2 separate regions of the Homo sapiens genome follow, and region 1 is linked to region 2. Evidence: chromatin loops called from intact Hi-C (ENCODE). Cell type or tissue: PC-3. All regions are shown on one strand. Links, peaks and the distances in the headings refer to the core of each region. The heading gives the core; the rest is flanking DNA. Region 1 overlaps CTNNA3 (catenin alpha 3). Region 2 overlaps CTNNA3 (catenin alpha 3).

Region 1 (5,399 bases), core at 314-5,313, 51 kb before region 2:
CTGGAACAGACATTTAGGTTGATTCCATATCTTGTATATTGTGGCTAAGGTTGCAATGAATGTAGGAGTGCAGATATATTTTCAAGGTGCTGATTTCATTTCCTCTGGATATATACCCAGAAAAGGGATTGTTGGATCATATGGTAGTTCTATTTTTAATTTTTTGAGGAAGCTCCATACATTTTTTCATAACTGTACCAATTTCCATTATCAGCAACATTGTACCAGGGTTCCCTTTTCTTCACACTCTCGCCAACACTTGTTATCTCTTGGTGTTTTTCTTTTTTTCTTTTTTTTTAAATAACAGCCATCTTAATAGGTGTGAGGTGATATCTCATTTTGGTTTGATTTGCATTTCTCTCATTAGTGACATTGAGCACCTTTTCATATACCCGTTGGCTATTTTTATGTCTTGTTTAGAAAAATGTCTATTCAAGTACTTTGGTCATTTTTTTTATAAATACATACACATATGCACATGTGCACATATACATGGGTATGCACATACATATGCATATTTTAATAACTATGAGTACTCAATGATATTTACCTTTTTTTTTTTTGAGATGGAGTTTTGCTCTTGTTGCCCAGGCTGGAGTGCAAAGTCATGATCTCAGCTCACAACCTTTGCCTCCTAGGTTCAAGCGATTCTCCTGCCTCAGCCCCCCGAGTAGCTGGGATTACAGGCTTGTGCCACCACCCTGGCTAATTTTGTATTTTTAGTAGAGATGGGGTTTCTCCATGTTGGTCAGGCTGGTCTCGAACTCCCGACCTCAGGTGATCTGCCTGCCTTGGCCTCCCAAAGTGCTGGGATTACAGGTGTGAGCCACCACAGCTGGCCCACTTTGGTCATTTTTTTTAAATCAAGTTACTTGGTTTTTTTTTGTTTTGTTTTTTGCTATTGTGTGAGTTTCTTATTTATTTTAGAGATTATTAACTCCTTGTCAGATAGTTTGCAAACATTTTTTCCAACCTATAGTTTGTCTTTTTATTCTGATGATTGTTTTGTTATACAAAAGCTTTTTATAGTCCCACTTGTTTAATTTTGCTTTCAGTGCCTGTGCTTTTGGTGTGATGTTCAAAATATCATTATGAAGGACAATATCAAGAAGTTTTTCCCTTGTTTTCTTCCAGTAGTTTTAGAGTTTCAACTCTTATGGTTAGGTATTTAATTCATTTTGACTTAATTTTTATATATGGTGTAGATAAGGGTCCAGTTTCACTCTTTGCCTGTGGATATCCAGTTTTCGCAACACCAGTTATTGAAGATACTACCCTCTCTCCATCGTGTCTTCTTGGTAGCCTTGCTGAAAATTGGTTGACTTTATAAACTTGGGTTTATTTCTGGGCTTTTTATTCTGTTCCATTGGTCCATGCATCTGTTTTTATGCCAGTAACATAGTGTTTGGTTACTATTACTTTGTAGTATAACTTGACATTAGGGAATGTCATACCTCCAACTTTATTTTTCTTTCTCAAGATTGTTTTGGCTATTCATGGTCTTTGTAATTCCACATTAATTTTAGAATTTTTCCATTTTTGTGAAAAATGCTATTTAAGTATGTCCATCATTCTAAATTAATTATAAGAGTGAAGTTATGCCCTAAATTGTTCATTTTGTAAGATGTGCCTTGCAGTTTTGCACCTTGCAAAATGAGCATTAAAAATTAGGAACAGTATTTTGCTAATTTGTTCCTGTGATCTAGAATACATAATTTTATTCTATAGCAGGAGCTGTATATTCTCACATCGGAAGAAAGTAATATAATCTGCTTATATAGCACATGGTGTAGCCAATAAATAGCATTTTACATTTCGTCCCTTTTTTCCTTTCTCTCTCATACTTTCCTACTATTTTTAACAGCTTTATTGAGTTAAAATTGACATAAAATAAACATCCCACATTTCAAGTGAGTGTACAATTTGATAAATTTTTGGTAGGAGGTTATTGATTGAATTTTTTATATTAATAACCAGTTGTTCCAGCACCATTTGTTGAAATGATTATCCTTTGCCCACTGAATTGCCTTTGAACTTTGGTTGAGTATCAGTTGTCTACATCCATGTAGATCTTTATGGACTCTAGTCATTTCTATTGATCTATTTTTCTGAGTTTCCTTTAACACTACACTATCTTGATAACCATAGTTTTATAATGAGTTTTGAAATCAGGCAGTCTTAGTCCCCAAATTTTGCCTTTTATCAAAGTTGTTTTGACTATTCTAGGTCCTTTGCATATAAGTTTCAGAAACAGTTTTTCAATTACTAGCCAAATGAATGTTGGGATTTTGATCTGGACTCCATTAAATCTACAGATCAATTGAGGAGAAGAGAAGACCACTTTAACACTGTTACAGTTTCAACACTGTACAGTTTAACATCATAATCTGCATTTATTTAGGTCTTCCTTAATTTCTCTTGGCACTGTTTTATACATTTTGTGTACAAGTCTTGTTAATTTTTTATAGACATATTTCATATTATTGATATTATTGTAAAAGGTTTTACTATTTCAACTAATTTCAATTACTCTTAATGATACATGTAAATACTACTGATGTTTGTATACGGATCTTATATCCTGAAACCTTGCAAAGCTAAGTTTTGAGTTCTAGTAAGTAGTAGAGGTTGAATAACCCTATCCAATACACTTGGAATCAGAAGTGTTTCTGATTTTGTTTTTTAATTTTGGAATGTTTGCATATACATAATGAGATATCTTGGAGATGGGACCCACGTCTAAATACAAAATTCATTTATGTTTTATATGCACCTTATACCCATAGACTGAAGGCAACATTATATAATATTTTAATAATTTTGTTAATGAAAAAATTGTATATTTTAAATCATCAGAAGGCAAGTGTCAACATCTCGGCCACCCATATGAGCCATCTGTGGTTGTTTGGCATCACAATCATTCTTGATTTTGAACTTATAAGCTACTGATAAGCAACAATTTTCTTAACTTATTTACCCATAAGTACTTATCTGTAAAAAATATGGCATGCCATTTACACAGTAAAAAAAAAACAAATGTGTCCAGGGTAACTAAGCAGCACAGCAGCATCACCAGAATTCCCGTAACAGCTGTTGAACATCAGCAACAACCAACAATGGCAGGCTTTCAGTCTCCACCTATGATGCTGTGTTTTGATTAATAGGTTACTGTGTGCTGATTTTTTTTTAGGTGAGAGAAAAAAAAAATCAAAACAGTTGAAGGACCAGGAAGTGAGTCCTCTAGGGATGAAGAGGCATTTTGTGGATGGCTTTTAAAAATGTTTCCTTCAGAGTCATCTTGCCTCATTAACAATGGTTTTTGTCTTAGAAGTCTCCCTTTGGGATTACAGGCATGAGCATGGGTGGATCACCTGAGGTCAGGAGTTCGAGACTAGCCTGACCAACATGGTGAAACCCCATCTCTACTAAAAATACAAAAAATTAGCCGGGCATGGTGGTGGGTGCCTGTAATCCCAGCTACTCAGGAGGCTGAGGCAGGAGAATCACTTGAACTTGGAAGGTGGTGGTTGCAGTGAGCCGAGATCATGCCACCGGCACTCTAGCCTGGGCAACAAGAGTGAAACTCCACCTCAAAAAAAAAAAAAAAAAAAAGAATAAGTAGTAGTAGTAGTAGTAGTAGTAGTAGTAGCCATCGTCGTCGTCGTTGTCGTCGTCTCTCTTTGGCTTTATAAACTGACATGATTTCTTGTGCTGTTATAAATGTACAGTGCTGTAGTCCTTCAATAAGCCCGTCACACATTTTTACCTTATCCATAGGAACTTTTTCTTCAGTGTTAACAATGTCATTTTAATCATCACTATTATCACAATCAACTTGATTCAAAACCATCTGGACTATTTCCCCATTGGTCAATGAAGAATTGGAATCTCATTATTGATGTTAAAAATAATCAAGTTCTTTGATATTTACTTCTGCTAGCCTAGGGAAAGACTCTGAAATTATATTTTTTGTGTATGTAAGGAGGTCAGACACCATCTTTTTTTCTCAGTTGGCCCACAGAATTCTTCAAAGTCACTACCTTGTTCATCAAGATCACTTAATATAGTCACAGGCAAGAGGTTGTGCCAGGAGTGTACTACTGTGTCTTTAGTCACTGCGTTCCAAGTGTTAGCAATGGCATAAACAGCACCCTTCATGCTAAACTCCTTCTAGAAACCTTCCACACCCACACCTCTCTTCACTGGTGCTGGCATGATGTTCAAGAAAGTGTTTTTATATTTACTCTTCATCAATCTAAGGATACCTTGGTCACATGACTGAATTAATGAAGTCACATTTGGGGAAAAGTATATGGCATAAGCATTATTTTTGATGAAAATTTCAGCTGAAGGATGAGCAGAAATGTTGTCAAGGAATAACAAAAATCTAACAGTTGTCATCCAATCCAGCTTCCTTGCAGTAACCTTGAGCCTCTGGTATAAATGTTTGTGAAACCAATCAGAAAATATGTCCGTGGTGATCCATACCTTTTTGTTAACATAATAGTGGACTGCTGAGAAATTCACTCCTTGAAAACAGTGAGGATGCAAGCTTTTGCTTTTCAGAACAAGTTTATACTTTTGTATGCCTGCTGCATTAGCACATGCCAGCACAGTTATTGTCCTTGGAATCCTTAATTTTTGTAGGGGCTACCTCATTAGCTTTTGTCAGTGTCTTTCTGGGGCAACAGTACCAAAACAGTGATGTTTCATTAGCATTATAGACTAGTTCTGGCATCAGATTTTCATCAGCAATGACTCTGGCAAATTTGTCAATGAATTTTTCCACTACTACATGACCAGAAGATGCTTTATCACTACAAATCTTTAAAAATGTAATATCATAGTTTTTCTTAATTTTCTGCAGCCAGCCTGTTGAGTACTCATGGTTCCCTTCAATATTCATTTCCTCATTATAGATCTTTGCTTGTCTCCCGATTCGTATTCCATTAAGTGACAAGTGTTCACTGCAATGGTAATGGATCCACTATTTAAATACACAATCAATATTTTTATTGTTAGCTGTATACGGTGTTTTTCTATTTTTCATTGACTTCTATTCATCACTTTCAGTATAAAACTTCAACAGTTTATCCTTCTGTTTCTTCAGGTCATATATGGTAGTCAACACTATACTCTTCCATAGAACATTTCAACTTCCGCCACTGTCCAGTTTCTTCTTCTTCAACAGTTTGACTTTCTGTGCTGTAGAGAAACATAAATGCTTCTTTTTCTTATCACTGTTACCCAATACTGATATCACAGAGGGAACTGCAGGAGTTTTTAATATTTTTAATAATCTTTACACCATAGAGCAGATAATAAGAAAATAAAAACACAGTAATGCATGTAGGTCTTGGCCCCATGTGACACATTATTGGAAACCTGCCATTGGTGTG
Region 2 (5,399 bases), core at 225-5,224:
CATTTAAGTCTATGACCCATTTTGAGTTAATTTTTGAGCAGGGTGCTGGGGATGTGTAAAGATTCATTTTTCCACATTTGGATGTCCAGTTGTTTCAGCATCATTTCTGAAAAACTATCTTTTCTCCATTGTAATGCTTTTGCTCCTTTGTCAAATGTTGGTTGACTGTCTTTATGTGGGTCTATTTCTATGCTCTCTATTCTATACTATTTATCTATTTACCTTTTTTGTTCAAATACCATACTGGTTCAATCATTACAGCTTTACAATAAGGCCTGAAGGCAGGTAATGTCAGTCCTCCAATGTTGTACTTCTCTTTCAATATTGAGTTGGCTATTCTGTGTCTTTTACCTGTTTATATAAACTTTAGAAGTAATTTGTCAATGTCCACAAAATAACTTGCTAGGATTTGTATTGAGATTGCATTGAATCTATAAAGTTGTGAAGAAGTGACATGTTTGACAATACTGAGTTTTCCTGTCCACAAATATGGAGTATCTCCATTTATTTAGACTTTTAAAATATCTTTCATCAGAGGTTTGTAGTTTTCCTCAATTTAAATTTATACCTAAGTATTTCATTTTTGAGGGTGTTAAGGTGTAAATGATAATATGTTTTTAATTTAAAATTCCAGGCTGGGCGTGGTGGCTCATGTCTATAATCCCAGCACTTTGGGAGGCCAAGGCGGGCGGATCACAAGGTCAGGAGTTCAAGACCAGCCTGGCCAATATGGTGAAACCCCGTCTCTGCTAAAAATACAAAAATTAGCCAGGCATGGTGGTGCATGCCTGTAATCCCACCTACTCAGAAGGCTGAGGCAGAAGAATCGCTTGAACCCGGGAGGCAGAGGTTGCAGTGAGCCTAGATTGTGCCACTGCACTGCAACCTGGGTGACAGAGTGAGACTATCTTGAAAAAAAAAATTTCCACTTGTCCACTTGTTTGTTGCTAGTATATAGGAAAGCAATTGACTTTTGTATATTAATCATATATTCTGCAACCTTTCTACAATCATTTATTAGTTCCAGAAAGAGTTTTTTAGTCAATGCTTTGGATTTTTGACATAGACAATCATGTCATCTACAAACGAAGACAGTTTTATTTCTTTTTCCCAACCTAGGACTTTTTAGGTTTATATTTATTGTAATATTATTTGTACTACCTCATTGGATTGTCCCAATAAATGAATAGGTGTGCTGTCCATAGACATTGTCTTCATCTTCCTAATGAGAGAATGATGGGCTAAGTTGCTCAGATTCACATGGTATTGAAATCAGTATTTGTTTCACTCTATGCTCTTTCCTACTACATTAGACTATACTGCCTTCCAAGGTTCTAACAAGTTTTGATTTTAAAAGCAGCATCACATTTCTTACTTAAATTAGTTTATACATCAAATCAGTTAATTTAATGGGCAACTTTCCTAAAATTTCTTTTAAGTGTACTACACACAAAAAAGAAAAACCCATAAACTAACAAAATAAGTTAAAAAGCTTACAATGGATTTATGTAGTATAAAAATAGGTGGCAAATTTTTTGGCAATTAAAAATGTTTGAATGCTAAAAACTGCAAAACATTGATTTAAAAAATCAAAGGAGGCCTGAATAATTGGAGAGATATACCATGTTTGTGGATTGGAGAACTCAATACTGTTAAGATCTCAATCCTTTTTAAACTAATATAACGATTCAATATGATTTCTATCTTAATCTTAACAATAGTTGTGTAGGTACTGATAGGCTTATACTAAAATTTACATGGAAAAGCTAAAGAAATAGAGTAGCCAAACCAATTTTCTTAAAGAAAAAGAAAGAGGACTGACAACACCTGATTTCATAACTTACTATAAAGTTACAGTTTTAAAGACAATCTTGAATAAATGGTAGACACATAGATCAATGAAACAGAACACAGAGACCAGAGACATACCCACACATATAGGCCAATAGATATTTCACAAAGGTACAAACATGATTTAATAGACAAATGATAATCTTTTCAGCAAATAACGCTGAAACAATTAGACATCCATATGTAATAAATAAGTAAACTTTGACCCTTTATTTCACACCACTAATTAACTAATATACAATAATTAATGCAAACCCTAAAATTATCAGACTTCCAGAGAAACATAGAAGAAAGTCTTCATAATTCTGGATTAGGCAAAAGTTTCTTATCTAAGTCATAAAAGCATAATCCATATATAGTAAATTTAATAAGTTTGATTTCATTGAAATTAAATGTTCTGCCATGGACAAGATACTCTGAAGAGATTAGAAAAACAAGCCATAGAAATAGAGAACATATTTATAAATCCCATAAATAATAAAAAACTTGCATTCTAAATACATAAACAACTTTTAAACAATACAAAATAAGAAAATAGGGCTTGAAAATAAAATAAAAGATATCCACTTCAGAAAGGAAGAAGTATAGCTATATTCTCAGATGACATGATCTTGTATATAGAAAATCCTAAGGAAGACACACACACACACGCACACACACACACACTGTATGAACAAGAGTGACTCTATTTAAATGCTAATCTGCCATGTGACTCCTGACTAACCCTAAGTCTAGGAATGCCTCCAAGATGTCTAGCTGATGTATTACTTTTTATATAGAAATACCTGTTCACTGTAAGTTTTCCCTTTCCTCCAAAACAACCCTTGATGGTGTTGCATACATCATAGGCTATGAGGCCCATAGCTACCTACTCATTCCTTCTGGAGCACATATACTTTTTCCCCAATTCAAGCCTGGACTAAGGGGGTTGTGGTGCAGAGATCTACCTATCTTGCAGCTGTGTAAGACATGCTTCCATTTGTAAGTTCTCCCAATAAATCACTATTTTCCTATAATCTAGATTTGTCTGCCTCACTCTTTGCTTTCTTCACTGTTAGCCTTTGGAGGATGCTTTGTATATACAGCCCTTTCATGGAACACACATTCACACAGCAACAATTAGAGCTAAAAAGTTCAGCAAGGTTGCAAGATTCAAAATTAATATACAAATAACAGGCCAGGCACGGTGACTCATACCTGTAATCCCAGCACTTTGGGAGGCTGAAGTGGGCAGGTCACCTGAGGTCAGGAGTTCAAAACCAGTCTGGCCAACATGGTGAAACCCTGTCTCTACGAAAAACACAAAATTAGCCAGGCGTGGTGGTGGGCACCCGTAATCCCAGCTACTCGGGAGGCTGAGGCAGGAGAATCGCTTGAACCTGGGAGGCAGAAGTTTCAGTGAGCCGAGATTGCACCATTGCACTCTAGCCTCGGCAAAAAGAATGAAACTCCATCTCAAAAAAAAAAGAAAATATATATATATATACACACACACACAAATAACAAATTATATTTCAATACACTGCAATAAAAAAATCTGAAAATGAAATTAAGAAATAATTCCATTTACAATAGCATCAAATAGAATAAAATTTATTGATAATAAAATTTACTGAATAAATTTAATGAAATAAGTGCAGACTGAAAACTACAAAACATTGTTGAAAAAAATTAAAGGAGATCTAAATAAGTAGAAAGACAACTCGTGTTCATGGATCAGAAGACATAATATTGTTAAGATGGAAATACTCCCAAACTGATCTACAGATTCAATGCAATCCCTATCAAGATTTCAGATTGTCATTGAATAAATTACAAGTTTATCCTAAGATTCATATAGAAATACAAGGGACCTATAAAAGCCAAACAACCTTAATGGAAAGAAGAACGATACTGGAGGATTCATACTTTCTGGTTTTAAATCTTACTACAAAGATAAAGTAATCAAGATAGAGTGGTACTGGCATAAAGGTTGACATATAGATCAGTGGAATAGAATTGAATCTTGAAATAAACCCTCACATTTATAGTTGATTTATTTATAGCAATGTAATTGAAAAATAATTGTCTTTTCAAGAAATGAGCTGGAATAAATGGGAATCTACATGCAAAAGAATGAAATTGGACTCTTACCTAACACCATGTACAAAAAATAACTGAAAATAGATCAAACACCTAAGTGTGAGAGCTAAAAGTATAAAACTCATGGAAGAAAATATAAAAATAAATCTTTATGAACTTGGATTAGGCAATGACTTCTTATAAATGAAACCAAATGCACAAATGACAAAAGAAAAAAATAGATAAGCTGCATTTAATCAAAATGTAAAACCTTCATGCTTCAGAGAATACCATCAAAAAAGGGAAAAGAGAACCCACAGCATGGAAGAAAAATTTTGCGAATCATATATCTGATAAGGGGGTTACATCAAGAATTCATAAAAATGGGCAAAGGATCCAAATAGATATTTCTATTAAAAAGGTATACAGATGAACAATAAGCACATGACAAGCTATTCAACATCATTAGCCAACAGGAAAATATAGAGAAAAGCCACTTCACCCCCACGATGATGGCTATAATCAAAGGCAAATAGTAACAACTGTTGGCATGTAGAGAATTGAAGCCTTCATACACTGCAGATGAGAATGTAAAATGGTAGAGCCTGGCACCACTGAAAAACAGCTTAATGGTTTCTCTAACTGTTAAACATAGAGTTATCATATGACCGAAACCCAGAAATGCCACTCCTACATATATACCCAAGAGAAATGAAACAGTATATCTACACACAAACTTGCATATACATGTTCATCAGAATTATTCATAACACCCAAAAAAGCAGAAATGACCCAGATGTTCACCAACATATGAACAGAGAATGAAATGCAGTACACAACAGTATACATCAGAACTGGGCATAAGCCGGAATGAAGTACTGATGCATGCTACACATAGGTGAACCTTGAAAACATTATGCCAAGTGAAAAACAAGTCATAAAGACCACATATTGTATGGTTCCTTTATATTTAATGTCCAGAATAAGAAAATGTGTAGAGATAGAAAGTAGGGCTTGAAAGTAGATTAATAGTTTGATAGATTAATAGTAGATTAATAGTTACCTAGTTTCAGGGAGATAGAAAAAATGTTTTAAAATTGATTGTAGTGATAGTTGCACAACTCTGTGGAATATTGGAAACAATCGAAATGAGTGAATTGTATAAAACATGACTTATATCTCGATAATAGATATCTCAAAAAAGATCATTGATATCATTTGTAATTAGGGAAATGCAAGTTGAAGCATTATGAGATAATATTACATACATATTAAAAATGGAAAACAGAACACACACAAAAATTATCAATACGAAATATTGGCAAGGGTGTGGAGCAACTGGAATTCTTATACATTGTTAGTGGGAATGCATGTGCCATATGACTCAGTAAATCCGCTTCTGGGTGTCTACAAGAGAAACAAATATTTATTTACAGATAGAAATCTATACTCATTCCTCAGTCTAAACGTTGCCAGTCCTTCTGTCT

Evidence for each region. A loop is a pair of places that touch in the nucleus more often than their neighbours do. Peaks named below come from ENCODE experiments on the same cell type or tissue, not always from the same donor. Only the 100,000 strongest peaks of a DNase experiment are listed, where the experiment ranks them.
Region 1: it touches region 2 in a loop (4-fold over the local background); 2 of 110 quality-filtered maps call a loop at or near these places.

The regions. Positions count from the first base shown.
Region 1 is chr10:66,699,116-66,704,514 of GRCh38, forward strand. The region is part of intron 9 of CTNNA3 (catenin alpha 3); the gene reads right to left. Among named protein-coding and RNA genes, the nearest start is that of LRRTM3, 220 kb to the right of the region's middle. In PC-3, for the core only: no CTCF peak of the experiment used is centred there; no DNase peak of the experiment used is centred there.
Region 2 is chr10:66,750,355-66,755,753 of GRCh38, forward strand. The region is part of intron 9 of CTNNA3 (catenin alpha 3); the gene reads right to left. Among named protein-coding and RNA genes, the nearest start is that of LRRTM3, 170 kb to the right of the region's middle. In PC-3, for the core only: no CTCF peak of the experiment used is centred there; a DNase peak (open chromatin) is centred at 2,567.